Linked DNA regions of Mus musculus: all the other regions are linked to region 4. The links are chromatin loops, found by intact Hi-C in ENCODE. Cell type or tissue: heart. All regions are shown on one strand. Region 1 holds the start of Dgat2l6 (diacylglycerol O-acyltransferase 2-like 6). Region 2 overlaps Pdzd11 (PDZ domain containing 11). Region 3 overlaps Igbp1 (immunoglobulin (CD79A) binding protein 1). Region 4 holds the start of Gm14902 (a long non-coding RNA gene). Region 5 holds the start of Igbp1 (immunoglobulin (CD79A) binding protein 1). Region 6 overlaps Kif4 (kinesin family member 4).

Evidence for each region. Peaks named below come from ENCODE experiments on the same cell type or tissue, not always from the same donor. Only the 100,000 strongest peaks of a DNase experiment are listed, where the experiment ranks them.
Region 1: it touches region 4 in a loop (2.2-fold over the local background); 3 of 42 quality-filtered maps call a loop at or near these places.
Region 2: it touches region 4 in a loop (11-fold over the local background); 13 of 42 quality-filtered maps call a loop at or near these places.
Region 3: a loop joins it to region 4, with 2.1 times the contacts of the local background. A loop is called at or near these places in 7 of 42 quality-filtered maps.
Region 5: it touches region 4 in a loop (2.3-fold over the local background); 6 of 42 quality-filtered maps call a loop at or near these places.
Region 6: a loop joins it to region 4, with 2.6 times the contacts of the local background. A loop is called at or near these places in 2 of 42 quality-filtered maps.

Annotation. Positions count from the first base shown.
Region 1 is chrX:100,522,882-100,527,881 of GRCm38, forward strand. Dgat2l6 (diacylglycerol O-acyltransferase 2-like 6) reads left to right here and starts at 1,957. Exons shown (of 7, transcript NM_001114084.1): 1 at 1,957-2,126. The coding sequence starts at 2,042. In heart, no CTCF peak of the experiment used is centred here; no DNase peak of the experiment used is centred here; H3K27me3 peaks cover 737 bases.
Region 2 is chrX:100,619,391-100,624,390 of GRCm38, forward strand. It overlaps Pdzd11 (PDZ domain containing 11), which reads right to left. Exons shown (of 7, transcript NM_001356384.1): 5 at 4,472-4,570; 6 at 4,193-4,253; 7 at 3,481-4,037. The coding sequence ends at 4,003. Among named protein-coding and RNA genes, the nearest start is that of Pdzd11, 4.0 kb to the right of the region's middle. In heart, a CTCF peak has its summit at 2,156 (motif pointing right); no DNase peak of the experiment used is centred here.
Region 3 is chrX:100,502,910-100,507,909 of GRCm38, forward strand. It overlaps Igbp1 (immunoglobulin (CD79A) binding protein 1), which reads left to right. Exons shown (of 6, transcript NM_008784.3): 3 at 86-281; 4 at 2,281-2,360; 5 at 3,031-3,143. Among named protein-coding and RNA genes, the nearest start is that of Igbp1, 11 kb to the left of the region's middle. In heart, no CTCF peak of the experiment used is centred here; no DNase peak of the experiment used is centred here.
Region 4 is chrX:100,737,041-100,742,040 of GRCm38, forward strand. Gdpd2 (glycerophosphodiester phosphodiesterase domain containing 2) reads left to right here. Exons shown (of 16, transcript NM_023608.4): 13 at 425-572; 14 at 711-793; 15 at 1,077-1,102; 16 at 1,190-1,861. The coding sequence ends at 1,242. Gm14902 (a long non-coding RNA gene) reads left to right here and starts at 3,955. Exons shown (of 3, transcript XR_387009.1): 1 at 3,955-4,159. In heart, a CTCF peak has its summit at 2,103 (motif pointing left); DNase peaks (open chromatin) are centred at 2,051 and 4,021; H3K4me3 peaks cover 1,914 bases; H3K27ac peaks cover 843 bases; H3K27me3 peaks cover 1,094 bases.
Region 5 is chrX:100,491,653-100,496,652 of GRCm38, forward strand. It overlaps Igbp1 (immunoglobulin (CD79A) binding protein 1), which reads left to right and starts at 2,639. Exons shown (of 6, transcript NM_008784.3): 1 at 2,639-2,904; 2 at 3,253-3,546. The coding sequence starts at 2,714. It also overlaps a transcript of Awat2 not described here. In heart, a CTCF peak has its summit at 2,685 (motif pointing right); a DNase peak (open chromatin) is centred at 2,559; H3K4me3 peaks cover 2,128 bases; H3K27ac peaks cover 1,087 bases.
Region 6 is chrX:100,672,614-100,677,613 of GRCm38, forward strand. It overlaps Kif4 (kinesin family member 4), which reads left to right. Exons shown (of 30, transcript NM_008446.2): 10 at 4,674-4,806. The region is part of intron 2 of Gm52438 (a long non-coding RNA gene); the gene reads right to left. Among named protein-coding and RNA genes, the nearest start is that of Kif4, 49 kb to the left of the region's middle. In heart, no CTCF peak of the experiment used is centred here; no DNase peak of the experiment used is centred here.

The DNA.
Region 1 (5,000 bases), 210 kb before region 4:
GTCAACACACCCAGCTCTGTCTGCTTAATATCTTCTACACAATGAGAAGACTAAGACTTTGGAAGTGTAGCCATAATCGCTTGATCCAGCATATTTTAACTTTTTCTTTTATTTTTGAGATTATAACATTTCTCCCTTTCCTCCCTCCAAATCTCATATACCTCTTCTCTCTCTTTCTGCCTTTCAAATCCATGGCCTCGTTTTCCATTATCAGTTGTTATTTATTTATATATATATATATATATATTCCCTAAATAAAACCTGCTCTATCTGTATGATGTTACTCATATGTATGTTTTCGGGGCTGACCTTTTGACCCTGGACTTTTTCTAGGTACACATCTAAAAATGGAAAGGAACAGCGACCTGGTCAGTAAGAACCTCAGAGCTCACCTGGGGCCTGGTCTTGCATGGCCTGGCCTCTACAGGCCCCTCCCCACCTACTGTTTCTGAAAGAGCTAGGCTTCCCTCCCTTACCTCTGTCTCCTCCCCCTGAAAATACTCAATGGACATGGTCTTCCCTCCAGGTGGCCATGAAGCTCCAAAAAGCAACTTGAGAGCCCTAGCTAGCTCGGGAGTAAGAAAAGCAAGGGCTCCAGTTGACAAAACACTCGTGAGATTAGTAGGAAGCTTCCCAAGGCTCAACGATAAAGAGGCACATTATCCGATCAGCAAGAAGAGCTCTGCTTACTTCCCTTCAATAGTCAAGGCCTTATGTACGGAATATTGATCTTTTCCAAGTCTAAGTATATAGACATTTTTTTAAATCACAGCTAGGCAGTTGTGACACATACCTTTAATCCCAGAACTCAGAAGGCAAAGGCAGGTAGATCTCTGAGTTAAAGGCCAGCATGGTCAAGGAGGGAGTCCTAAGACAGGCAAGGCTAACAGAGAAACCCTACGAGAAAAGGAAAAAAAAATCCATCTCTTCTGTTAGACCCTAAGCTTGTTAAAGTCAGAAATTATGTCTGTCATTTTCCCCAATGAATTATCAGTCCATAACAACAGTAATTTGCAAACAGTATCATTCAATAGATAATAACTGGAAAAAAATAAATTCTGAGATCTGGACCTTGGTATGATCTTGAATTTTGCAAAGGCTGGTAGACAGAAGCATGAGCCATAACCAGAAATAAATAGGTGGTCCATAGCCATAAACTGAATGATGGGAATGATAATAGCAGGAAACACTTCTGTGTTGGCTAGTATATACACCAAGCCTTGTGCTGAGCAAGTGATGCTCATTCACTCATATAATCGTCAAGATAAGCCTGAAGCAGGCACTCTCACTATCCCCATCTTACAGGTGGGTAGACCATAGCATGAGGAGTCACGTGTCAAGGCTTAGATCAAAACTCCTATTGTCCTGCTCTGAAGTCTATGTTCCGACCCACTATACTGCCTTCCAACATTAGTTTTCAAACAGTGGAGGAGAAATGGATTAATTTCAAAGGGAGAATAGTCACTGCAGGGAGGGAAGAGTGTGGTGGAGCTAGAGCTTCGAGCAGTGTTTTTCCTGCTTTGCCATATGGCGTCTGGTACTGATCTAGAAGCCCTGGGAACAGAGGCACAAAGAGGAATTGGAGAAGTCCAGATATGCACGCTGAACATGAACTCTATTGCACTGAAGGAGCTGGAGTGGCCACTGGAGCAGAAGCAAATGTGGCACCTCGTTCTCATTTCTGAAGCAAGTACTATTCAGCTTTGCAGAACTTCTAGGTAAGGTGAACAAAGCCATTCTTTTCTCTTGCACTAATTAGTCAGAGACCACCCGACAGCTAAAGCTACCCACAGCCTCTGCTGACTCATCAAAATTACAGCTGCATGTACAGAAAGGACACATATTAGATAGTCTAATATGCAACCTTATGTGTGTAGGAAGTTGGGGTGGGGCCAGAAAACTGGAGGAAAGGTTCAGTCAGTCCTGACAAAAGCTCAGCAGGTAAGCAGCCCTAATGAGAAGAGATAAGAGCAAGGAGCCTGCCATCGCTCCATCTGAGCGGCTTGGAGCTTCTGGTTGGGCTCCTTGCAACAGTGAAGCAATGGCCGCTTTCTCCTGTCTAGATCTGCAGGAAGGCCTCCGAACACTCTCCATCTTACAGTGGATTCCAGTTTATGTACTTTTAGGTGAGTAAACCCCATGGACCAAGGAACAGATCTAGAAAGAGGTCAGGCAACCCCATGTGAGGGTCCAGCAGCTGCTTGGGTCCCTCCACCCCTCCAGGGGTGGACTGGATGCCTAGGGCCGGAGTGAGGTTCTAGCTGCTCTACTGTAAATATCAGGAGTTCTTTTCTACAAATTATCTGAAAAGAATCATGTTTAAGTATGGGCCAGAGTGGTGGTTCCTTGATAGACTAGTGTTATTAGAAAGATCTAAGGTGATTTCCCTACTATAAGAATGTTATAAAAAATTTTCGGTTAAAATCTGCGGGCTGTATGAGTGATAATAGAATTTTCAGGAAAAGCTAGCTATTGTTCAGAAGACTCAGTGATCAGTGTTGGGATTAACGGGCTCCCAAATGAAGCCAGAAGCCAAGGCTTTCCTGGGAAGCTAACTAGAGAGAAGCAAGCTTAGAAACTGAGTGGGGAGAAATGGTGCCATATTGGGTGATAAGATGTGTAGGACCTAGGTGGTACCAAGTCACAGCTAGGGCAGAGGTTATCAACCCAAGGCTTGTTGACTAAGAATTAGGGGGCAGCTTGGGGACTTTCAGTTTTGGTGGGCAGAAATGTGGCTTTCTTGTCATTCCTCTCTAGTTGTGTTGCAGCTGTTCCTTTGATTATGAATGTAGGTGACAAGCTTTGGATGTTGATGGCAGCACCTGAGGTTTTGTCAGTAGCAGACAGGGCAGAGATTTGCATTTCATTCATTCGAGGAGTTGTTTATTAAAGTCATCTCAAAAACTTGCCTAAGCTGAAGATGACTTCAAAATTCCAGTAGTTATTAGAACTGCTGTTAAAGCTAGCTTCATAAGGAATAGAGTGAGAAACACGTATGCTACTATATCGTATGAGGGATGCAAGGAATGAGATAGCTGCCCTTTAATTTAGAGACCCACTTTTGTATGTTGAGTACTGGATAGATGCCCTTAACGATGTCATTTTTTTTTCCGAGACAGGGTCTCTCTGTATAGCCCTGGCTGTCCTGGAACTCACTCTGTAGACCAGGCTGGCCTCGAACTCAGAAATCCACCTGCCTCTGCCTCCCAAGTGCTGGTATTACAGGCAGCACTTGGGAGGCAGAGGCAGGTGGATCCTGGTGAGATTTTTCTCAGCAGGTTAAAGCTCTTACTGACCAAGCCTGACTTCAATTCCCAGAGCCCATGGCTGAAGGCAATGAGTGAGTCCTTCAGGTTGTCTTCCAAACTCTACACACAGCATATGACACATGTGCCCATTCACACAGCACACATTACATACATACGCAAATAATAATGATGATAGTAGATAAATCTCTTTTTAAAGAAAAGGAAGTAAAACTAGGCAGTCCTGATAGTTCACATCTGTAAACCCATCACTCAGGAGGCCTAGGTAGGAGTGTTGTGAGTTCAAGGCCAGCCTGGGCTACAAAGTGACTATTAAGATCCAGGCCAACCTGATCTATAAGGTGAGACCCTTTCTCAGCAATAAAGGAAAGAAGGAAAGAAAGAAGGGAGGAAGGAAGGGAGGAAGGAAGGGAGGAAGGAAGGGAGGGAGGGAGGGAGGGAGGGAGGGAGGAAGGAAGGAAGGAAGGAAGGAAGGAAGGAAGGAAGGAAGGAAGGAAGGAAGGGAGGGAGGGAGGAAGGAAAGAAGGAAGGAAAGAAGGAAGGAAAGAAGGAAGGAAAGAAGGCAGGCAGGCAGGCAGACACTAGCTGTGACTCAGTGTAAAGCACTGGCTTCAACCCCAGCACCATTAAATGCGGAGGAGAGGCATGTAAGTGGATACTTTCTGGCAGGTCTCCTTGGTGTGGCTTGAACACACGTGCTCATGTTGTTCTGGCTACTCTGGCAGTGATTTTTCTGTACAACAGTTTTACTTTGCTCCCAGAAGATAATTCTCAGGCTTTCCTTTTCTTTATCCATTTTCCCCCCTTTCAATAGACACTGTCTTCCAGCAGGACTATGATAGTCTATCAGGTGACACCTTATGTAAGAGATCGAGAAAGCAGGGACATCCTTCTCCTCCTCCTTTCTAAAGCTCACTGACTCCCAGTGAGCTACCCTGGAAGAGTTGGAGGAGTGGAATGGGAATGCTAGGAACACATGATGGCACCATTGTGTCACCAGTGAAAACACATAAAAATAGAGGGTTTTTTTGGTCTGCTTTGTTAAAGGTTTTTTTATTATGATAAATATAGAGAGAACAAAATTCCTTCTTTTAAGTATCAGTGCCATTGCATTAGACACTTTGAAACACATTGTATTCTATAGTATTCTAAGCCATGTCCAAAATTTTTCATTGTCCTAAACTGAAACTCTGTACCCATCAAACCCTAAATTCCTAAATTTCTCTCTGCTTGCTGCCCAGCTCTGGAAATCACCATTCTAATTTCTGTCCATATGAGTCTTTTCTATTTTAGACTGTTGTGTCATAGTCACTTTTATCACTAGATCATTTATTTATTTCATAAAGTCATGCAAGTGTATTCATTTGGAATCATGTGTCAAAAGTTCCTTCCTTTTAAAAATGAAATATCACTGATATGATTACACGAAAAGCTGTGTACTCATCCATCCGTTAATGAGCACACATCCCTCTTGGCCATTAGGAATAATGCTGTTTTCAGGATGAGTGTTTAACAACCTCTTTGAAACCTTCCTTTTTAATCTTTAGGATATACAAAGAGAGGGATTCTATGGGCTGTGTGACAATCCTATTTTGTACCGTTTTGAAGACCTGCCAACCCAATTTGCACAGTGGCTGCACCATTTTACATTTCTCACAACAGCGCACACGGGTTCAGATTTCTCTACATCAGCACCAATAATCTTAGCCTCTGGGTTTTTTTTTTTTTTTTTTT
Region 2 (5,000 bases), 120 kb before region 4:
GGACCTGGCATCCTACCCTGAAGATACCCGCTCAACCACGTTCATTGCTGTTGATTTCAAAATAGCTAGGATATGGAGATAACCTCAATACTCTCAACTGAGGAATGATACTGAAACATATACGCTATATAGTATTAGTCAGCTGTAAAGAAAAATAAAATCAAGTACTTTGCAGATAAATGGATGGAACTAGAAACGATCATATTGAATGAGGTACCCTAAAGATATACACAATAACAATCGATGAAAGAAATTAATCAAAGAATATAGAAAAGGCCACAAATTTGAAAGAGGTCAAGGAGAGATATATGGAAAGGTTTAGAAGAATAGGGTGGGGGGAAGAAATGATATAATCATGATCCCCAAAATAAATTTGAAAAATGGTGTATGTACCTGCTTATCTGTATGTGCACCACATACATACCTGGTGTCTGCATAGAGATCCCCTAGAACTGCAGTTACTGATGGTTTTGAGTCACCATGTAGGTGCTGGGAATTGAACCTGTGTTCTCTGGGAGAGCCATCAGTGCTTTTAACTGCTGAGGGATCTCTCCAGTCTCCATGGCTGGAACTTTTGACCATATTGACTACACTTCTCAGATAAGTTGCTTTTTGTGTTTATTATTTACTTACTATGTGAGCATGTATATGAACACATGTGCCATGGCATACATGTGGCTGTGTGTGGGAGGATGTCCTACAGAAGTCTGTTTTCCTATCATGGGGATCTAGCTCAGGGCATCAGGCCTGGCACTAAGTACCTTAGCTTACTAAGCCAAGTCATTGGCCCATATTGTCTTAAAAGCTATTAACCGGGAATTGTTGGATCTCCTTTCCCAGTTTCTTAGGCTGCAAGCCACCTGAATTATTAAATAATATTTAATCTGAAATCCAACTCAGTGTGTCACTCTACTAGGTCTTGAAGAATTTTTATTATTCAAAACAAGAACCATATTAGTAAAATGAAAAGAATGAATACCTGTGAACCTCATCTGAATGCTGCAACCCCCTTAATACAGTTCCTCATGTTGTGGTGACCCCAAACCATAAAACTATTTTTGTTGCTACTTCATAACTGTAATTTTGCTGTTTTGAATCACAATGTAAATATCTGATATGCAGATGGTCTCAGGCGACCCCGTTGAAAAGGTCGTTAAGGCTTCCCCAAACAGGTCTTGACCCACAGGTTGATAACTGCTTTCCTAGAGCAAGATCTTTACAAGAAACTTCTGTGGGTCTCTTTCTAGCTCAGCATTATGAATCTCCAAGGTCTTGTGCAGGGAACCGCAGCCTGGTGTGTTTGTGACTACAGTGGCTATGTCATATGGAGAAGATGAAAGGTAGTTTTCCTCCTTATCCTCTGGCTCTATTATTTCCACCCCTGAACTTTTTCTGCAATGTTCCCTGGACCTCAGATAGGGTGTAGAACTTTTAAGTGCTGCTAAAAGAATGACTGCTGAATTAATAAATTATGATAAGGGAAAAAAATCTCAACTGGAGGCTACAGAGATGTCAACATTACACAACCATGAGAACATGAGTTTGAATCCCATAGTGTAGTTAAAATGCTGGGTGCCTGTCATGGTGACACACACCTTTAATCCCAGCAGAAGCAAGTGGATCTGAGATCAAGGCCAGCCTGGTCTACCTAGCAAGTTCCAGGAAGAGGCAGAGCTACAAAACAGAGATTATATTAAAAAAAAAAAGGAATTGTGAATGTGGTAGCTCACACCTGTAATTCCAGCACTGGGAAGGTAGAGAGAGGAGGAACCCTGAGGCCTCCTTGCCAGACAACCTGGCCAAATAAGAGATTCAGGTTCAGTGAGAGATCCAGTCTTCAGAAATAAGATGAAAAGTGAAGAAAGATGACCAATGTCAACTTTGGACCTTCACATACAAAAAAAAAAAATAAAAATAAATAAAATCAATCCTGCTACCCACAGCTGGGGTCTATATGCACCTGTATCCTCTGAACTTCAGAAGCTGAAGCAGGAAGACCACAAGTCCAAGGCCAGCTTGAAGTATGTACCAAGAACCTACCTCAGGAAAAAAAGAACTGGTAACTTAATAACTATGGAAATAGGACTTTAACGTTCAGCAGACACAGCGATTAGTTTTGTGGAAATAGCCAAGCTTTTCTCTCCCTGATGGCCACTGGGGGTCAGCAGAGCAAATAGAAGTATAGAATTCCTAGGAAGACTTAAGCTAATTTTACCTCCAGCTCTGCTCAGAAGGTTCAGCACCAACAATGTCATAGAACTGAGTCTCTAGTCATGCCTTTAGTACAGCTGAGGTAGGACTCATGGGAAGAGCCAGTTCCCACATTTCAGCCAGTTGAAATGTTATCTTGCTTATTTAAAAGAGTAGATTCCAGCCTGGGTGGGGGTGGGAGCGGTGATTCACACTTTTGATCCCAGTACTCAGGAGGCAGAGGCAAATGATCTCTGTGAGTTCAAGAGGGTCTACAGAGTGAGTTCCAAACCAGCCAAAGCTACACAGAGAAAACCTGCTTCAAAACAAAACAAAACAAAACCAAGCAAAACCAAAACCAAAATCCCAAATAAGTAAGTAAGTAAATAAATAAATAAGGTAAATTCCTGGGTTCTCTCTCAAATGAAAAGAATCACTCTCCAGAGGAAGGTAGGAGATTCTGTCCAGCTCCAGGATTCTTGCACGTGTTTGCTTGCCACTCCCTGCAGGCGAAGAATAGACAACTTTGGGAGCCGGTTCTCTCCTTCCACCATGTGGGTCTTGGAGATCAAACTCAGATTGTCAGCCTTGGAAGAAGGCATCCTTTCAGCCCAGAGAGTCCCCTCGATGGCTCTGCTCTCCCTAGGATTCTTTTTAAGTCAAATGTTGGGCTTTCACTGTAGCAGCACCTCCTCCAGAGAAAAAAAACCTTTCAATTATGACTGGGTATTTTAATGTCATTCAATGGAGACGACACCGTCATGATCTGTGTAAGATATGTAATGTTCAGTCACTAGGACAAAGGAAAGCTATTTGGGGGTAGGGTCAGAAAAAGGAGGAAGTTGGTAATTCCCACTAACTACAAGTGGGAAACCACTTTCCTACTGCTATCTGTGAAAAGGAATAATCTATGCCACTTCCTTGGCTTAAGTTCCAGATCAGAGAATGTGGGAAAAATATATCAACACCAACCCCTACAGCACCAAGTCGAACACTCCTGGGGAAGGGGCAGTTTTACCCAGAGCCCTTGACTCTAGGGATCCCTTAGTATTGAGAGACAGGGTTGCTCTGTGTAGACCAGGCTGGCCCAGACTCAGAAATCCGCCTGCCTCTGCCTCCCTTGGGATTAAAGGCGTGCGCCACCACTGCCCAGCTCCCTCGGGTATTCGATGGCTAGTGTTTTTTAAGCTCCCAAGTATTCTGGCCTGATAGAGATGTAAAGTAAGTATGACGTTGCTGTTTCTCCCAGTGTTTGATTGATGTATTTGTTTTCCTCAATGGCATTTTATATTCAAGCAGTAGTATCACTCAAGCCACGTTTATTCAGTATTGTGTTTTTACTTTGGGTGGGGGCGGGGATGAGCAGGACGTGTCTCCTTGGAGTTTCCTAAGTGTATGGGACTCCAAGGTATATATGTACAAGGACTGGATGGCATGGCCAGGCAAATCAGATGGAAGGTTCCCAAGACTTTTTTTTTCTACTGATTTCTACGAATAAAATTAGCTGTATAAGTGACCAATCTAAGGTACCTGATAAACGCCAGTTGTTTTCTAGTTGGCTTTTCCCCACAGGCTACAGGCATCTAGACATCACTATCTTTCTCCTTTTCCAGAATGAAACTCACCTAGCAAACTAGGGAACTCCTAGTACAGTACAGTACATAATACAGCTGGTAAGCCGTCACCCCATCCTCCCCATCCACTAAACCAGGACGGTGTGGAGAGTACAATTTCCTGACTTCTCCAACTTCTCAGAGGTCTAGCCAGCTTGTCCTGGCAGATCCCACACGGAAGGCTGTGGGCTGCAAGTCTCTAGTGCACAGTCCGTTCCTTTTGGCGATGATAATCTGGGGTAAGAAAGAACACAGCACATGATTTTCAGGATGAGTTCTCAACTTCTGGGGCTTGCCATTATCCATATTTCAAAGACTTCTACTTACCTAGAGCCCTGCCATATAAGTAAAAAAAGAAAAAAGAAAAAGAAAAAAAGAAAGTGCCTTACTGTAGGGAAAGAAGCGCACACGCATGCTGATTTCTCGGGCTGTCTTCAGGATTTCCACAGCCTGGAAGGAACACGGCAGCTTGTACAAATGAAGAGCTATTACTCAGGAAAGAACTATAATACAGCAATGGAATGCGCCCCATCTAGCTCACTGATAGCTGCTCTCTTCTGGTACATTTCCCTTGAAGAGATGCTTTCATACAGATAAGGCTATTCGGGTCCAACCTGTCCTACCTGAGATGGCTTCGTGCATGACTATAGTCCATGTGCTATGCTTACTTTGCTGTGCTCAATATCTTGGAAATCCACATCATTCACAGCTAGAACTTGGTCCCCTTCTTGAAGTCCTGCTCGATGTGCATCCGAGTCTGGAATCACCTGTTAGTGAAGAGGTATTATGTAGTTGTGATGGAGTAAATCAGGAGACTGCAGGGCAAATTCAGTGCTCTTCAAATGTGTTATTTTTGGTGATACCGCCGGGAGATTAAGTGGCTTGCTAGTGAAATTTGGTTCTCAGTTTGTTTTTTTGAGATTCTTTTTTTTTTTTCTTAATTAAAGACAGGGTTTTTCTTTTGTAGCCCTGGCTGCCCTGGAACTCACTCCGTAGACCAGACTGGCCTTGGATTCACAGAGATCTGCCTATCTCTGCCTCCCATGTGCTGGGACTAAGGTCCTATGTCACCATTGTCTGCCTTGACTTTATAGATTGTTACCTACTCCTAATCTTCCCCCTTCTGCCTCTCGAGTTCTCAGAGTACTGACATGCCCACATGCCCCAGCATACTGGCCCCAAGTACAGTTCTCAAAG
Region 3 (5,000 bases), 230 kb before region 4:
ATCTGCAAAGGCAGACCTTACTATAGCCTTCTTTGGAAGAACTCTGTATTGTTACGTTCATGGGTAATGCTTTTCTGTGGAACAGATACAAGCAGAAGAAGGAGGTGGAGCATAGGTTGTCTGCACTGAAATCTGCTGTGGAAAGTGGTCAAGCAGATGATGAGCGCGTTCGGGAATATCACCTCCTTCACCTTCGGAGGTGGATTGCTGTCAGCTTAGAAGAGCTTGAGAGCATTGACCAGGAAATAAAGATCCTGAAAGAAAAAGACTCTCCAAGAGAGGTAAGCCTTGTCCTTGACCACATAGCAATGGGAAGCTGCCACCCGAAGTTTGAACATTCTGCAGGAAAGAAATCGGATGAAAATCCCTAGCTGCTTGTAGTGGTGACAATTCCAGCTGCTCAGGAGGCTAAGGCAGAAGGATCACAAGTATAAGGTCTGTCTGAGATACAAAAACCAAAGAGCTCTAAACAAAAATTATGAAACGCTGGAAAAGAACTCACTGGAAAAGTAGCTCATTGATGGAGAACTTGTCGAGCAGGGATAGAGCCCCTAATCATTAGCACTGCAAATACTAAAGCTTTGTCAACCTCCATAAAAGCATTGCTCACGTTAGGGTAAGTGGAGAAAGGCTGATGGTTTGCCAGAATCATTTTCTGATTCATTTCAGCAACCTTCCCTGCTACTTTCTAATCTAAGGCACTTAGTTGGGACTGGATGGTGTCAAGGAAATGCTTTTTCCTTAAAATCTGAATTGGTTTCTCAGAGAGGGGAAAGAGGGCCTTTATAATCTACTTAATTGTAGAAAAGGGAAAGAAAAAGATTAAAATTGGTAAGAAAAGCAGAACTGTAGGAAGAGAGAGAGACAGACAGACAAACAGACAAGGAAGATGAGGCAAATGAGCAGGGAGTAAGTCTGGGCTGGGAAACGACTTAGAACTTAGCCTTACCCAATTGCACACTCATAGACCAGTTGATCACCTGGGTAGGAGACACTGAAGTCGGGGCATCTTTGTATACAGAATGCCCAGAAGACTACTTTTTAAAAAGAATCTTGTCTAAAAGCTTTTGAATGTCTTTGAACAGCCTAACTCTATTCTAGAGCTGCTTCAAAAGAGTATATGCTCTGTAGCCACTTGCTCTTTGGTCCAGGACCCAACATGAATTGACTTGATCAACTACCACACTAATTGATCTGAGTCCTTGGCAGGACTGCCTTTTCATTTGGCTTGTCCTCATGAGCCTGGGAGCTCTTATCTGAGGAAAATGGCAACCTGGTCCTTCGTGTTAAAGGACCAAAGAATGAACTTTTACTATTCTATGGTCATAAGGCCCCTTGAACACTTTTCCCAGATGAATGGTTTTCTGGCATTTTTGAGGTTAGACTCTTCTGAGTCCTTTCCTGTCCCTGCTTTGCTAGGTGTAAGTAGTTTTGCTTTGCTATGTGGTACTGAGATGGGCTCTGGAAGTGATGCTGTGAAAATGAATCGAGCACTTCCTGTTTAACCATACTTTGTTCCAGCACACCTAGATAGCTTTCTATAAAAACCACTGGTCTGTCCTCCCTCCCTTTATGGACAGACATCAATTTCTAAAATACCCTAGAGGTTCTTGAAAATTAACAGCATGATTACATTGGAAAGAACTTTGGGGAGAAAGCTCTTAATTCTTTTCTGCAGAAGGCTGGGCTGAAGGAAAGTGCTTCAGATTCAGCTCAAGGGGTTATGTGGAACGTGGCAGGAAGCTTTAAAAGTCCCTTCTTTAGATGGGGCAGTTTTGAAACCAAATAGGTTTTTCTTTGTGGTAAGAAGTTTCCTGAGAGCTAGCGTTCGTTTGTTCTCTCTCTCTCTTTCTCTCTCTCTCTCTCTCTCTCTCTCTCTCTCTCTCTCTCTCTCCCTCTCTCCCTCTCTCCCTCTCTCTCTCTCTCTCTCTCTCTCTCTCTCCCTCTCTCTCTCTCTCTCTCATTTTAGCAAAATACCTAACACCCCTCAAGACTGATAAATAGAGGTGCCATCAGAATGGCTGGTAACCCAAGTCTGTTCCCCAAAAACCACATGATGGAAAACAAGAACTGACTCCTGCAAACTGTCCTCTGATCTTCACACCTAACTCTTCCCAACAAGAAATAAATGTAAACAGAAAGCCTGGAGCTTGACCCCTGATAATAGAAAGGGAGGGACTTTTGAACCCAGAGCCTTTTCCACACCAGGAGACTTGAAAGCCTGGGCGATAAAAATGGGTAAACTGACAAATGTACCTCTAAAATTAATTTTCTTCTTAGGAAACAGCTTGTCACTCATCTCTTCCAGAGAAGCCTCCAATGAAACCCTTCATCCTCACTCGGAACAAGGCACAAGCCAAGTAGGTAGTACTACAGGCTGACCTGCCTCCACAGCCTCAGTTTCAATGGTTCCATGCAATGCTTGAGTAAAATGCAAAATAGACATTTTTGCAAAGTCATGGCTTAAGCTAGGAATGGTGCTCTTTCAGCAGAGAGACTAAAGCTTTCCTGATACTTTCTCCATGTCTGTCCTCAGAAATTCCCTTCCCATCAAACTTGAAAATAAGCAGATAACACAGAAAGAAATCAGTGAATCAAATACAGGATTTCACGCTTTACACGGGTCCCCCCTCCCCCCCCCCCATCATGGACACTCTTCTTGCCTTCGTGAGCAGTTCTCAGAAGGACGTATCTGCCTACCTGTGATTTAATTCTGAGGTTTTGATGCTATTCCACAGGCTCACGGGAAAGTATTCTCCACATTTCAAAACCACCAACCGTTAATTGCCGACTCACACTGTCATGGTAGAGTGCTGACCCTTGGGATTAGTTATTGGGAGATGACCCTGGCCTCTTGCTTTAGTGCTGCCTTCGGGATGCCCCCTCTTCTGCCTTACTGAAGAAGTTTGTACAGGTCCTCAAAGATTGCCATGTAGAACAGTGAATGAGACTGCCTTATCATTAGAGGAAAGAGGCTGTCTAGTATTGCTACATTTGTTTGGTTCTCTAAATGAAATGTGATTTTTGCAGAGTATTTGGAACTGGTTATCCAAGCCTGGCAACTATGACGGTGAGTGACTGGTATGAACAACATCAAAAATACGGAGTATTACCCGACCGGGGAATAGCCAAGCCGGCATCAGGTATGAAGTGGTGAGATGTCTGTACTGCTAAGTTTCTTTTGCCTACACAATTAAAAAACCTGAGCAAAAACCTGACAGAGGTCATCTTGTCAGTGTCACTTGCCATTAAAGCAGACAGCAGCTGCTTCAGAGCAGTGTCATCTCTGGATCTTTCCATTTATGCCATGGAAACAGAAGCCAGATAGCAAAACCAAAAACCCACTTGTGGCGATGACAGAAGATTGTATCATGCTGGTCCCTGGACAGTCAAAAAAGAGAAACAGAACAAAATATTCATAAAAGAGCAACTCCCTACATGTCCTACAAAGTGACCAGAAGCAGGCATTAAACTGGAGGGCAGGCCACACTTTGAAGGAGGGAAGGGAACTTAAAATTCCTTGAGAGCAGGACTCTTGATGTTGGAAGTTCTCTGTTTTATAAAAAGGCAGGTGTGGTGGTGCGTACCCTGTCATTCCAGTGCTGGGGAGACAAAGACAGGAGGATCCCAGAAGCTCACTGCTGAGCCAGGCTAGACAAATTAGCAAATTCTATGTTCGTTAATTAAGAGACTGTAATGTATAAGTTAGAGAGCAATTCAGTGTCAAGCTCTGATCTCTGCACACAGACATATATTCTCCTTATGCAGGAAATTTTGAAAGTATAGGGAAATAAAGTACACAGACAGCAAAGACGGGAATTCTTATTGATGTCCCATTAGAAACAGTAGGAACCAGACAGCTGAGTATATCAAAGTTCTGGGGAAAGGCCGGGAAATTGTCACACTACTAAATGAAATGAGGACATGACCACTCCAAATTATGGTTGAGGAAAAGATTTGTATTGTAGATAAGAGAGAGAGGGAGATATGTAGATAGATATAAAGGATGCCAGAGGCACCTGGAATAGTCCGAGCAGGGAGAGAGAGTAGTAGACTAAACATGACCAGCAGCCTGAACCAGGCCATGAGAAGTGAGAGAGACCTTCACAAACACATGCACACACACGTACACACACACATACACACAATACTAAATATTTAAAAGATATATCCAATAAGGGACTGCTATCCAAATACTCTCTTAAGAATCAGTAAGAAAATTGAACAGACAGATGAAATAAAATAGACCAAAATATCTTAATTAGACACTTCACTAAATAAGATATGAGATGCTCCACATCATGTCATTGGGATAATGGGATAATATAAAGTAAAATGATGAGATGCCACTTCTCATCCAGTGAACGGCCAAATCCAGAACACCTTTGATTTAATGGAACAGGCCTTCAAATGAAAAAATCAACAATTGACAATCTTCCTAGAACTGCTTACTATCAATAGAAAATTGTGTATTTTAAAATATAAAAAATATATATTGATTATCAAAAGGGAAAAAATGTAAAACTCTGTACCATATTTCCAGTAGCTATGGTGATATTAAGAAAGGCGTGGTTGCCAAGGAGCACACATGAGTCAGAACTTTGGAAGTGCCTGTTAATAAGCCCCACATTACAAGAAGACAAAACAATTAAATGGAGAAATAGACAAACCGATAGTCATAGTTGGTACCATATTTTGGATTCTGCATGTCAGAGCATCCCCAGTGCAGCAGGTAGGGATGTGGGAAGTGAATGGACCCTGGACTCTTTGACTTTATCAGTGCACTAATAATTCGATGGGCTATTAGTAAGGGATAGACACTTAGGAAGTAGGAGCCTTATTGAAGGGAATAGGTCCTTGAGGGCCCCTTCTCTCATGCTCCCTCTCGGGTCCCTGGCTGCCACGAAGTGAACAGCTTTGTTCCAGCACATGCTTCTCACCATGGCCTTGTTCATCTTCACCTTGAACCCAAAGTTAGAGGGACAAGTAAGGTATGAAGA
Region 4 (5,000 bases):
AAAGGTCCTGACTTTCATGGAATTTAGGAACTAGCAAGAGTTATAGACAATAAATTACCTAAACTACATTTATGCTGGGTAGTGATACTATGAAAACATGGTACAGTAGTGATTGGGGTTTAGTGTAAGGAGCCACATTAGAAAGCACTGCCAACTGAGCTAAACACCAGACGATTGATTCCAAGGAGCTAACGATGGCTAAAACAGAAGAGGCAAAGGCAGAATAGCAAGCAAACAACAAGGAAGGGGAAGCTGGGAAGCTAGACAGGGATCAAGCTTGTTAGCGCTCTGTAGGCCATGAGAACGGCTTTAGCATTATTCTACATTGCAGAGATCTGCATAAAAGAGAATGGGTCCAGGGCAGAGTCTCAGACGTGAGCTGGGCAAATTCTGTATGTTCCTCCATTTCCCCCCACTTCCACAGGGCCCTGCACCAGGATAATATCTCAGTGAACCTGTTTGTAGTGAACAAGCCCTGGCTCTTCTCCCTGCTCTGGTGTGCAGGGGTGGATTCTGTCACCACCAATGCCTGCCAGCTGCTGCAACAGATGCAGAACCCCCTCTGGCTTCTTGTAAGGACTCTAGAACTGTCCCTGCCCCTCATGTCCAATCTCTTATTTCCTCTTAAACCTGTACCCCTCCATATTTATTTACCCCATATGCTACTCTTGGGAGTTCTGGCCACTGAAGGGACTTTTCCATTTCCATAGCCCCCTCAAAAATACTTAATGATTTGGGTGATCACCGACTGTGCCTCCATTCTGCTGCTTTTGAGTATCTTCCTCCTCCGAGGGTGAGTGCTTTTGCCTTGGTCTCCTGGGCACTTTCCCGGGCCCCAAGTAAAAAAGGTTGAGTCTGACTGGAGTGCACTGCCCGGGATTAAGATTTTGTCATTGCAAATTTCGAGTTTTCCTTATCTCTATAAAATGTCTTGACCCTGGCGAAAGCAGTTTTGGGGAACCCTGGGTTGGAGAGTCTTGTAACAAGTTGGTGGAACTTGCAACAGAAAAAAAGAAAGTCTCAATCTCTCTCTCTCTCTTTCTCTCTCTCTCTTTCTCTCCCCCCCCCCTCTCTAGGGGATGTGCTAAGAGAAACAGAACAGGTAAGAATGCCCTTGCCCTTCCTTTCTTATTTTCTCCTCATTTCCCCTGGCTTCACTCCCTGTATGACCCGTCTCTTACTTCTCTAGGCTTAGAAACAGCAGTGCTACTGACCAAGATCAACAATTTCGCCTCTGAGTGAATGCCGGGCCCAGGCCGCCACCAGCTGCTGTCTAAGGCCTGTGTGCACTGTTCAAAGGGAAGGACAGGAGCTGAAGTGGAATGTCCTAGAATCAAATGTTTGGAGGAGGGAGCATTGCTAACAGAAGATTTTGAACTCAGAGGGCCCTCTGTCCAGATGGTGGGCATGTCTCAAGCTGCCATGGAATTTGCTGCCTTTGGTGTTTGACATGAATTAGTCGGAAAGACAGTGACTGACAAGAAGTTACTCCCAAAATGAAATTAAAGCAAGGAAGTGAGAGAGATTGCCAAGATAATGCATTAGGCTTGTGTGCACATGTACTTGGATAGAAGAAGCAGGGTGTGTCAGGGTGGGATAGCTCAGAATGATGACTGAAGGAAATTTGGCCACAATGGCCTTTCCGGAAGAACTCTTAAGATGCTGAAGACAGTCCACACTCCATGCCTTCTCTTCTCACCCTCACACTTCATCTTCTTTTCTGCCTACAGGCTGGGAGTGAAAAAGCTCATTTAGCAATATAATATTGTGTCTATGGTAGGTTTTTGTTGTGAGCAATGAATGGTTCCTGTATCTTGCCTGTTAATCTGTTATTCAATGAATTTTTAATTTGTCATTTGGTCACAGTCTAATCATTTCTGTGCCGGAGTTGGAAGAATGCTTTTTCCATCTGGAACTGGATGTAAAATGACATTGAGAGGTCATCATGAGGAGATTTGCGGGCGGGCGGGAGATGGAAGGACTAACACCACCCCCCTTTCTCCTAGGCAGGCTGGAGAGGAGTGGCGACTGCCGCGTTCCCGGTGGCCCAGAAGCCTCGAGCAGGGGTTGCGTTGTAGCTCCACCTCGTGGTCATTAGCCCTGAGTGGTCTGAACCCCTGGATATGGTGACATACTGATGAATGCCACCACTTTTCCTTGTGGGTTCGGGAACTTGCGTCCTTGACTTCAGACTCTGAGAGCTAGATCTGATTTCTACTCTTTTTTTTTTTTTTCTGGGATGGGCGTAGGGTCTGGTTCTAGCTAGGTTTCTCCTTGAGCAAATTCCTCAATATGTTGCTGCTTGTAAAGCTAAAAGCTGAAATGGCCAGGGTGATGGTGAGGCAGGTAAAAAGGGAGTGAGAAGACAAAAACTGGGACAAGTAGGGGTTCCGTGGCTGACCCTGCAATCCTCCATTACACTGCCGTTCATCCTGGTTCCTGCCTAGACTCAAATGCCAGTCAAATTAAGATTTTAGTCAGGACAGGGAAAGCTCCTCGATTCCTTCTCTCCGGCCAGTCAGAACAGGACTCGGAGCAGCCCTAGCATCTCAGAACAAGACCCTACCTCTCTGGCCCCCCACCCCTTGGTTACTGGCAGCCATGGGAACTACAGTTCCCAGTATGCCTCTGAACGCTTAAGGTCTCCTGTGGATGGAGGCGAGTTTGAATTTGCAGCGGTGGCGCGCGCACCACACACACACATACACACACACTCATTCTTTCCTTGTTGCCCCTCACTCTCATAGTCTCTCTCTCTCTCTCTCTCTCTCTCTCTCTCTCTCTCTCTCTCTCACACACACACACACACACACACACACACACACACACACACACCTCTTTCTTTCATCACCGTCCTCTTCACTCCATGCCGACACACCTGACCTAGGCAGGCATAGCAGGGCTGGAGGGACGCCGCAAGCCAACGCTGTGGCTGCTGTTTGAAGATCCATGTTGCCTTAAACTGAGAGGATCGCACTGTGTTTCAAACTGCATTCCCTTATTACCTTTCCCTCTTCCTGATCCCGCTCCTCAGTCTAGCCGACTATGGACCTCAGCTCTCTGAGCCCGCAGCCTGTCAGGTAGGGCGAGCTGTACCTGACATATGCTTGGCATACACTTGGGTATCTACTTGCTTCCCACCTCATACACTTGTTTTCTGCCCTTGTCAGTTGCCCAGGCTCTCGGCCCTGCAGCTTCTTCCTTTCCTTTTTCCTTTCCTTTCCTTTCCTTTCCTTTCCTTTCCTTTCCTTTTTCCTTCCCTTCCCTTTTTCCTTCTCTTCCCTTTTCCCTTCCCTTCCCCCTTCCCTCCCCTCCCCTCCCCTTCCCCTTCCCCTCCCCACTCCCTCCCCTCCCCTCCCCATCCCTCCCTCTTCCCTCCTTCCCTCCCCTCTCCCTCTTATCCCTCCCCTCCCCTTTCCCTCCCCTTATCCTCCCTCTTCCTCCCCTTATCCCTCCCCTCCTCTTACCTCCCCCTCCCCTCCCCTTCTCATCCCTTCCCTTCCCCTCCTTCCCTCCCCTTCCCTTCACCTCCCCCTCTCCTCCCTCTTCCTCTCCTCTCATCCCTCTTCCTCCCCCGCCCCTCCCCTCCCCCTCTCACCCTGCCCCCTCCCCCTCTCACCCCTCCCCTCCCCCTCTCACCCCTCCCCCTCCCCTCCTTCCCTCCCATCCCCTTCATATCCCATCAACCTCCAGCCACATAGTTCTGGCTGCAGTTCTCTAACTCCAGCGTCCAGATTCCCAGAGCTCCATCACCAATTCAGACCGTGCTCCTAGCTTCTAGCTTTGTGTACTGAATTCTGAGCTGGCCACCGCAAACTCTCCTTCCTAGGAGGACCAGACAGCTGTAGGCACTGAACATCTATGAAGCCCAGGACTGGAGACTAAGACTGACCAAAATTTGAGGGCAGAAGGCCAAGGGGAACTGCTCGTTGGGTTTTGGGTACAATTGCTCGTTATTTTTAGCTGCTGACTCACAGTTCCTGGCATCTGGGTTTGGGGCTAGCAGGCTGGGTTAGGGGGCTATTAATAGAGCCAAGGCACAGCCCCGACCCAGTTCAATTTGGAAACATGGGGAACAAGGAGCCTCCCCTGCCATCCTGTTTTGTAAAGCTGCAAAGGACAGAGACAGTGACTGGGACAGACGCTCTCCAGCTGCAAGGTACCTCAACCTAGTATCACCCGAGGGAAAGCACAGTCCTAGGTACAGCTTTCCCCCAGACTTGCCATGGGTTGGGGGCTCGACCACAGTGAAGCTTCTGTTGTATGTACTGGCTGAGAGGGCAGATGTGAGTCTCAGTGGAGAAGTTATTGTGTCATGCATGGCCTTGACCTGGGCCTACTCTCAGGTTACACAGATTACTAACTTACTAGAAGGGAAATCTGAGGATTTCTGGTCCCTGGAGACCTCATGAAGATAGGGCGCTTCAGCATGACCCTAGTAAAGATGGCACAGAGCCAAGACGATTCCAAGTCCCCTGTCTACCCTCCTCCCATTCTTTGTATCTCTTCTGCTCTTCGTCAACTCTGTCCCTCCTCAAAGGGGTCTGCAGACTTGATGGCTGATTTTTCACTCTACAGAGAAACCTGACTCAAGAGCCACCTGCGAATAATCCTGTGGGTTTTGTCATTCCCATTGAGTCTTTACTGTAATGGGCTAAAGTAGGAGTTTCCCCAGGCGCATGTTGAGAGTGGTGGGCAAATCTTTATAATTCACTGGGCTAATCACCAAAATTATTCCCACCTACTCTCAATTTTCTAGAATTCCCTTTGGTTAAGAACAGCAGTCTTCATCCTTCACCCCTTGAAAATGAGAAACTTCTGCCTTCCGCAATGTGTAGCCAAAAGACATCGCCCCTCCACACACGCCAAGGCCTGAGGTCACCTGCTGAACCTCTATTTTCAAGAATGAGCTCAGATTATGAGACAGCAGCGAACAGTGCCGGCCTATCTTAGTTTGTTTGTCCATGGCTCTGGAGAGGCGGTGGAAGGAGAGAGAAAAA
Region 5 (5,000 bases), 250 kb before region 4:
AGTCCAGTGTGGTGACTCAATGGGTAAAGGTGCTTGTTTTTTTTTTTTTTGTTTGTTTGGTTTTTTTTGTTTTTTTAATTCCCAGAACCCACATGGTAGAAAGAAAAATAACACCCCCAATTGCCCTGACCTGTGTACACGCATGCGTGTGCGCACACACACACACCATAACGTATATGCCACCCCCCAATAAATAAAAATGAAAAAATTAAAACCCTCCTAAACATCTAATCATGGAGTGCTTTGGCCTTTCTCCGATGCAGTACAACGTTGTCCTATATTGCCCTCTAGTTGTTTATGTGAGAAAAAAAAAACAAAACTTCCCAGCCATATTTGGCTTAAAATCCTTATTTTCAGGGGGCATGCAATGTACCTTCTACTTAATTTAAATCTCCACGACAACTCAGAGAGTGCCTGAAGTGACTCAATATGTATTCATAACTATTTGTCCAAAGCAATGGTATCCTTTCCTCAAAAGCCCTGGAATTATATTTTACATTAATGCAGTATGACAGGATCTTGTCAGCCATAAATGTAACTTTAAAGTTTCTAACCAGCCATTTCCTAATCAAGGTTTCTATTCCTGCACAAACATCAAGACCAAGAAGCAAGTTGGGGAGGAAAGGGTTTATTTGGTTTACACTTCCCACATTGCTGTTCATCACCAAGGAAGTCAGGACTGGAACTCGAGCAAGTCAGGAAGCAGGAGCTGATGCAGAGGCCATGGAGGGATGTTCCTTACTGGCTTCCTTCCCCTGGCTTGCTCAGCCTGCTCTCTTATAGAGCCAAGACTACCAGCCCAGAGATGGCACCACCCACAAGGGGCCTTTCCCCCTTGATCACTAATTGAGAAAATGCCTTACAGCTGGATCTCATGGAGGCATTTCCTCACCTGAAGCTCCTTTCTCCGTGATAACTCCAACTAGTGTCAAGTTGACACACAAAACCAGCCAGTACAAGCCAGATGGCAAGTACAGGCACTTGATGCACAAACCTGGTAACCTAAATTCGATTCCTAGAGTCCACATAAAGATGAAAAGAGAGAACTGACTCTATAGGGCTGTTCCCTAACCTCAACATGTGTGCCATGGCATGTGTGCCCAAATACGCATACAACCCAGGCACAATCCAATAACTAATAATACATTTTAAATACGTTTGCTTCAACTTTTCTTGCAGATTGGACCAGGAATGTAACTCAGTTGGTAGAGTTCTGTGTAGGTAGCACAAGGCTGGCTCTATGTTCAATCCCCAGCATAAACCACGTGTATGACTGTACTACTTTGCAGGTGTAACCATCACTCAGGAGGTAGAAACCATGGATCTCAAGTTCAATATCATCCTTACCTACATAGCAAGTTTGAGAACTTGTTTCAAAACAACAACAAAAAAATAATAACAAAAAAAATAGTTGGCATCTATTTTTAAAAACAAAGAAAATTTAAGAACGCATAACTGAATATACTAAAATACTATTATTGGGTGTGTGTGGTTCAACTGGTAGAGCGCTTGTGTAGAATGCACAAAGCCCTGAGTTCAATCCCTAGGAACCAAATGTGGTGACACGCTCTTGTAATCCCTGCACATGGGATTGGAAGGTAAAGGCCATCGCGCTTCAAAGCCAGACTGGATTACAAAAGACCCTGTCTCAAAAATATTATCATTCAACATATAGTCAAAGCGTTGAGATATTTTTACATGTTTTGATTATATAATCAAAATCTGACCTGTAATTTACTTTTACAACACATCTAAATTTAAGATAAGCACACCTGAGCACTAGGTAGCCAGCCATCTAGTATCTGCAAAGCTGAGCTGATTTCCAAAGAGATCGCTTTATTTTTCTATTTATATATCATGACTCTGGGTAACTTCAGTATGAAGGATAGCCAGAGGAGGTGCTAAGATGGCTCATAATCATTCTGGAAGGGAGATTTTATAAAACACTAGCTATTAATGCAGTGTGGTCCGTGCTGTATGCGTGCACAGAAGAAATCCGAACGGCGAGGTGAAAGGCACAGTATATGGGGAGAGAACCAAAGACTGCATAGAAGTGTGACCTGGAAAGAAAGTTCCAAGAAAGGAAGGCAGCCGGCTGTTGGTAGATAGGAGTTGCAAGTTTTCAAATGTTCCTGATCAAAGAGAAAGGTTTCACAGGGTGCTGGCTCAAAGGGTGTTCGAGTGTATAGGGGACAGAAGGTTGTGGCGCGGTGGGTGGGCATTGATCGAGAGCGCGACTTACAACTTCACGTCCTCTAGGGTAAGCAGACCCGGAAACCGAGAGAGTGGCCGCTGACTAGCAGGACTTTCCTTGGGGGAACGACTTGACTTCTCTGGCATAGCAGGCTCGTGGTTCTCCAAGCATGGAACACGTTCGCCTACTCACGCTGGCTGGAGTTTGGAAATCAGCCCCGCCACTCCTGTGCCTCAGAGTACTAGGAACTTGCAAGTCCACTTCTGGCCACGTGGAGCCCATCTTTAGTAAAACAGCACAGACGACTTTAAAACAAGCGGCTGGCTGAAAATGAGTCCCTGGAAACGGTTGCCAGGGCCAGAAAACTGCGATTCCCAGAAGTCATTTGGGAAGCTTTGGTAACAAGTCGCTGGCCAATGCACTACTGCTTCCTGTGTCGTGAGAGCTTTAGGGCTCGTCTTTATGGAGTTTACCTTTGACTTCGGTAGAAATTCTTCCGGGTTTCTTTCTTTCCACAAGATGGCAGCGTCTGAAGACGAGTTACTGCTGCCGCGGCTTCCGGAGCTCTTTGAAACAAGCAAAAAACTTCTGGAGGACGTGGAAGTAGCAACTGAACCCACCGGCTCCCGAACAATCCAGGATAAGGTGTCCAAAGGACTAGAACTCCTTGAGAAGGCTGCTGGAATGTTATCGCAGCTTGATTTGTTCAGGTACGGGGGAGAGGGCAGGAACCGCAGAGAAGGAATGGCTAGCAAGGGCAGAGCCATTGCACTTGGGTGGAAAGGACCTTTAAGGCTAAAACCGCGCGGTTCCTACTTGTTCACCCGTGTACATTCTTTCCATTCTCCACTTTTCTTCTGAGATGCTTAATATCCCAGAACAATGCTCCCTCGTGTACGGCTGACTGCCTGGTCCTTGGGTATGCAAGCTCAGCCACTTTCTTTTTAATCTGGCCAATGTCTTTGCACCACTCTCTCCCAGCCCTATTCTTCCCTAGAAGCAGGGGCCACGGCTTAATGCTCAACCAGGCTTCACGGCCTCCTCTTTGCTCTTTGCAGCCGAAATGAAGATCTGGAAGAGATTGCTTCCACCGACCTGAAGTACCTGATGGTGCCAGCGTTGCAAGGAGCCCTCACCATGAAACAAGTCAACCCCAGCAAGCGTCTAGATCATTTGCAGCGGGCTCGAGAACACTTCGTACATTTCTTAACTCAGTGTCATTGCTATCATGTGGCAGAGTTTCAGCTACCCCAAACCAAGACTAACTCAGCTGAAAATAATACTGCTAGCTCCTCCATGGCCTATCCAAATCTCGTTGCTATGGCATCTCAAAGACAGGCTAAAATAGAGAGGTGGGTCAATGGCTGTAATTTGAGGGCTGTAGTTGGGGGTGCATGTGTTTGTGTGGTGTGTGTGTGTGTGTGTGTGTGTGTGTACTACAGAATAGTGTATTTTATTTTCTTGGTTCTTAATGAACATAGACCCTGGTGAAAGCAAACTTTCCTGAATCTTAACAAGCCTTTGTGCCATTGTTGAGGGGGTTGTGCTAAAACTTCAGGACCACCCCCCCAGCCCCTCAACACACACCTTAGGGTCATCACTAGTAGCAGTGTTATTCTAACCATTAGGTTGATCAAAGTATACCACAACCTTTTCCATGTCACTGCATAATGCTGTTTGTATGGGGTAAATATTTCAAAAGTACACAATATCTTGAACTATTTACTGAGCAATTCTGTTCAGAATGCATACAGGCTGGGATGTCTAGCATCCTGAATTAATCATAGCCCTGGTACAGCATCATGTTAACCTTGATTTAACCTTAGAAAATTCCGTGAATGCCCAGTGTCTTAAGAACAAAGTTAGGCACTGGGGATACGAACTGATTGGGTGTTTGTATGAATGTGGGTGATCTTTGTGCTCTGTGGGGAAAAGTAGCGTAGAAACAGCATGGCAGTATAAAATGTTGTGAAGGGAGAGGTGTGGAGTACGGTGGAAGCAGTCAGGGGCACCCACAGGCAGAGAGGGGACCTGTGGGAAGACTAGGCTTCTCAGGAAAGGGGGTGCTTAAGGGGACTAGGAGTGTGAGGCTGGGGAAGAGGAGAGGATGGCATTCGCCCGTCAGAGCAATAGCGTTGGTAAAGCCACAGAGGCCTTAAATAAACAGCTGGGAGGGAGCTGTATGGGCGGAGAACAGTGCCCCCTCCCAAGCAATAAAATAAGGCTGGAGCCAAAAGGTGGAAGAAGGCAGAAGGAATAAGGAGGGAGAGTGCTGTAGGGTTCACATCAGAACAGCAAGCTTAAGAAGATGTTCAAATCCCAGGTCCATCGTTAGGTACTCTGTGATTTGAGGGTAGGTTACTTATTTCCCCAAGGTGTAAAATGGAGATAGCAAGTCCTCCTTCACAGAGTATTTTTATGAAGGATTATCGGAGAAATACATAAACTCTTAGCACAGCTCAGTCAAGGTCAAGTGTAGTTATATATCTAGCTAAAAGTAAGATGGCAGAAGCAGGGCTCTGGGTTTGAGTTTCAGCTTTCCTTATAAAGCATTGGACTTTGAGTAAGGAAGATATTTAATCTATCTAAGCCTCAGGTTCAGTCTTAGGTGAAATTAAATAACAGTGGTAACTATTTAATATGATTAGGAAGCATACATTGGCCCAGCACCCATGAGTAGATAGACAGCACAGATTGGGTTATAAAGAAACAAAATGACAAGGAGATGGGAAGGCTTGGTTTGATCTGGAAGAAGTTGCAGGTAAATATGACCAAAACACTGTACACAGTATGTATGAAATTCTGA
Region 6 (5,000 bases), 64 kb before region 4:
TTCTAGCAGTTCAAGATGTTTCTGAGGAAGGCTGCTCCATTATGATCTCACAGGGAACAGGGAATACTGCACAGCTCAAGGATGTGGCATTGGATAGAAAGTCAGGGAGACATAAAGATAAATTACACATTTTTGTGCTTGCCACAGTAGTGCCCCAACAGAGGTATAAGTCGACAGCATAGTTCACCTGCAAAGAATACCTCGTCTCTCCCAGAAGTAGAAAGTGCTAAACCTCTAACTGGCCAAGCTCCAGGCCTACCATCAGACCCTATGCTAGAGCCTGTCCCAGAGAATAAGAAGACCCCCAACAACAAATTATCACAAGAAATGCACATAGAACTCCATGTTCCCATAAGCCTCAAAGTCCACTCTCAGATCCCACACAGGACAGAAGAATTTAGACCAGAAACAGATGGCAGTACTACTACCTTTCCTGCAGTTTACGAGTGGGAGTAAAGTTTACTAGCATTCTTCCCAGTCTCCAAGCCTTGATCCAGCCTAGGGAGGGAGGGAAGTCAACTCTATTTGTTCTTGCTGTAGCACTTGGCTCATCCATTTCTAATCCACTTAACCCTGGTCCCTTTCCTGTACTTCTGACAACTGATAAGCTCAAATAGCAGTGCCTCCCGGCCAGAAAGTACTTGTCACCGGGCCAGATCAGGGACAACAGACTGAAGAATATTCCACTGTATTTATATACAGAATTTGACATATCCTTTCACCTATTGGCAAAAACTGGGTTGTTTCCATCTTTTGAGTATTGTAAATAATACTGCTATGCACATGAGTGTACATTATCTGTTTATACCCTTGCTTTCAATCTCCTTGACTGTATACCTAGGATTGGAATAGCTAAATCATGTGTTAATTCTGCTTTTAATTTTGTAACTAAACTACCAAACTGTTTATAGGCATTATACCATTTCTACATTCTTACCAGCAGTGAACAAAGCTTCAACTGTCTTCATAGTCTCACTAACACTTATTTTAATACTTCTTAAACTGTAGTAAGCCCTAATTTGGATCCACATTTTTTAAATCTTTGAATATTATGTTATTTACCCTTTGTGGTATGTGCTACAAATATTTTCTTCTCATGTATGTAGGCTTTTATTTTGTTGTCATAGGTTGTGGGTTTTTGTTTGTTTGCTTTCACCCTAACATCTGACTCCTGCATCTTATTGGTAAAATTGAATGTTTGAGATTTTGTTAAAATTAACACTGGGACAGAACAGATGGCTCACAGATTAAGAGCACATATGGCCAGGCAGTGGTGGCGCACGCCTTTAATCCCAGCACTTGGGAAGCAAAGGCAGGCGGATTTCTGAGTTCGAGGCCAACCTGGTCTACAGAGTGAGTTCCAGGACAGCCAGGGCTACAGAGAAACCCTGTCTCGAAACAACAAAAAAACAAAAAACAAAACAAAGCAAAAACCAAAAGGAGCACATCCTGCTCTTTGGGAAGACTGGCACCCCCACTGAGCACCTGTAACTCTAGACAATCAAATGCCCTCTGCTGGCCTCTGCAGGCACCTACAGTCACATTCCCAGACACACAGGCACTTATATACACATACCCATAAAAAGTAAAATATCTTAAACACTTTTTCTTATAGTACTCATGTTTTGCAGTTCAATTTTCTGTTTGTAGGGGATATATATATATATATATATGAATGAATATGATCTGGGCTTACTTTTAAATATCTTTTTTTAAAAGAATTATTATTTTCACTTTAAAAATAATGTGTTACCTGTTGTGGCACATTAAAAGAGTGAAGAATAAAACTTAAGGTTGCCATAATTTCATCTCCCTGAAGCTACTACAAATTTCTCTTCTTTGGTTATTGTAGTCTGGGTTTCCCAATAATATTTTATGACTTAGATAAAGTCTAGAAAGCTAGCGTTTATTGAAGGACTCCTTAGAGGCCTTCCCTTATACTCATTTTAAAGCAATTGACTTCTTATTTCCATTTAGCACAAGCCTGTTAAATGTGTGACAACTCTAGTGAAAATGAGACTAACAGAAAGCATTCTAGCCTTCTGTAGACTATACTATAAAACAGGTCCTTTGAGTCTGGATGTGGTGGTACATACCTATAGACAGAAGCAGGAGAATCATAAGTCCTACCAATACTACAAATAACAAGACCTTGCCTCAGCCCCCTTTCCTAATTCCCCCGAATATAGCACATGCACATACACACACACACACACGAACATCAGCTTTAAAAGTAATGGAATGAGGCTGTTGAGATGGCTCAGCTGGTAAAGGCTCTTGTTGCCAAGCTTGACCACCTCAATTTGCTCCCTGGAACCAGTGTGATGGAAAGAAACACCTGTGCCTGTAAGTTGTCCTGTGACTTCCACATATGTACCATGGCATGTCTGTGTGTTCCCCCCCACACAACACACACACCCATGATACACAAATATGTAGGTGGATGGGTAGGTAGGTAGATACATGTAGTGAAATTTATTTAGTAATAGACTATAAGAAACAATGAATCAAGCAATTCATTATTTAATATTTAATAAAAATGCTCTCCTCAAAAACATATATTTATAGTTAGACATGTAATAAGGCTGTTTACAAAAAGTACATTTGGCATATATGAGTGCTTTTATCTTTTATACTTGGATTGTATTTTTGTTTTTTGATTCAGGTTCTCTGTTATTGGAATCTTTGTACTTATTTCTGTGTCTGCTTATACCTGCCTAGCAAATGTGAATTCCTAACATTGGCAACTAAATAATAGCATGTGTAATAGGAAACACTGGTCTTTTGGGTTTTGTATGTGTGTTTTCTTTTTTGCCTATTCTTTGTCCAAATTCTACTTTCTGCTTTTTGCTTTTAAGCCCTTCCCCATCATATGGATGTCCTAGGTCATGTTCTCATTCAGTGCTGCTTTCCTTCCAGACTTAGGGAGAACTCATTTTCCCTTACTACTCTGAGTGCTTGTATGCCCAGTGTTCTCTGCACGCCTGTATGCCTGTGTTGAGGTTGGCATAGTACTTAGGACATGGCCGCTGAAACTGGACTGCTGACTTGAAATCCCACCTTTCCCATCATCCCCTAGTTCTCTGACCGTGGCTCATTTGACATATCAGTATCCTCACATATCCTTTACATATCAGTATCCTCAACCTCAAAATGAGAATCACTAAACTACCTGCTTAGTGGGGCTGTTGTGAGAATGAAATGCTTAATATACATAAATCATTTACTATCGAGCCTAGCACACAGTGCTATAGAACTGTTCACATATTTCAGTAGTCTTTAAATATTACAACATTAACTTGAAATTGCAGTGAAGAGTCTTCTCATAAGTAGTAAATTTTTCTTGGAAAAAAATGAACAGTTCACTTAAGTATGATTTCTCCACTTAGAGAAATATTTTAGGATAAAAATATTGAGTTAAAAGTATCATTAATTTGAAACTTCTTGGCTTATGTGACACGGCAGTTTTCGGTTTAATGATAAGGGAATGAAAAAACAGCATTCCAAAGTAATACTGCATATGTTAATAATTTGTTTTAAAACTATTCTTTGAATTAAGCATTCTTTCCTAAGTGTCTTGGCAAAGTTTTAACAGTGTGGCATGAAACTTTATCATGTGGCCTTGCTATTAACGTTTTCATGAAGAACAAACTAAGAAATTTAAGATCTCTGAGAATTGATAAAGGTCTAAAACTGGGTGAGAGGACATATGTTATATTCCTGGAGTCACATATCTGCTTATTGAGATTCTGAACAGCTGCTCCCTGAACGCTACTTCGTGTGTGTGTGTGTGTGTGTGTGTGTGTGTGTGTGTGTGTGTGTGTGTGTACACATACAAGCATGTGTATTCAGGTGCAAACAGGCATGCATGTGTGTGTGAAAACCAGAGGTTGACAGTTGACATCAGGTGCCTTCCTCTATAAGCATTCCACCTTATTTTTTCACAGTTTAATTTTATTCTTGTTAATTATGTGTAATTGTGTTTGTACATGTGAGTGCTGGTGCCCTGGAAGCCAGAGGAGGGAATTGGATTCCCTGGAACTGGACTTAAAGATGATTGGCCGTGAGTTGCCTTATGGAGATTCTGGGTCTACACTGTTGTCCTCTGCAAGAGCAGCAACCTCGCTTAACCACTGAGCCCTCTCTCTAGCTCCTGTCAATCTTATTTTTGTGACTGCACCTGGAATTCTTTGCTTGGCTAGGCTGGCTAGTCACTGAGATCCTGGTTCAACCTTTCGCTGCCTCTCAGCACTGGAATTACAGGCACACTCAGCGCTGGGAATCCAAACTCGTGTCCTCATGTGGAGCAAGCATCTTACTCACTGAGTCGTTATCTCCACAGCCCCTTTAATTTGTAGTGAGGGACCAAGGGTGGGAAGAATGGAGAATGGGCAGCCTTCATGTTTAAACTTTGTGATGTGAGTAGAAAAATCCTAAACTATGAGCCATGACAAAAGTTATTTGTGCTTATTACTGCCTTATCTGGTTCTGAATTATTACTTCTTCCAAATCATTAAGTATTTTCGTGTTTTTCTGATTCATCCGTTCAAATACTATATGCCTGGGAAGACAATCAGGCTTGGACTCTTTCCCCTGCCTTCTGGAATGTAGTTTTACCCCAAGAAGGCCATCAGATGTATTTTTTATTAAAATTTGTGCTTCCTTTGTTTTAGTGTGGAACCATCAGAAAATCTTCAGTCCCTGATGGAGAAGAATCAGTCTCTGGTGGAAGAGAATGAAAAATTAAGTCGTGGTCTGAGTGAGGCAGCTGGTCAAACAGCCCAGATGCTGGAGAGGATCATTCTGGTGAGGCCCAAATTGAGACCCCAACACTTTGAACACCTATTGGTTCCAGTCTCTAAAATATTAACATAATATTATAGAGGACATTTGTGCAGCATAGAATAATGAATACCTACATATCACCTCAACTAATCTACACTAATCCCATTTTGAAATAGATGTCATAAAATTTCCCAAAGGAAAGAAGCAAATCCCTG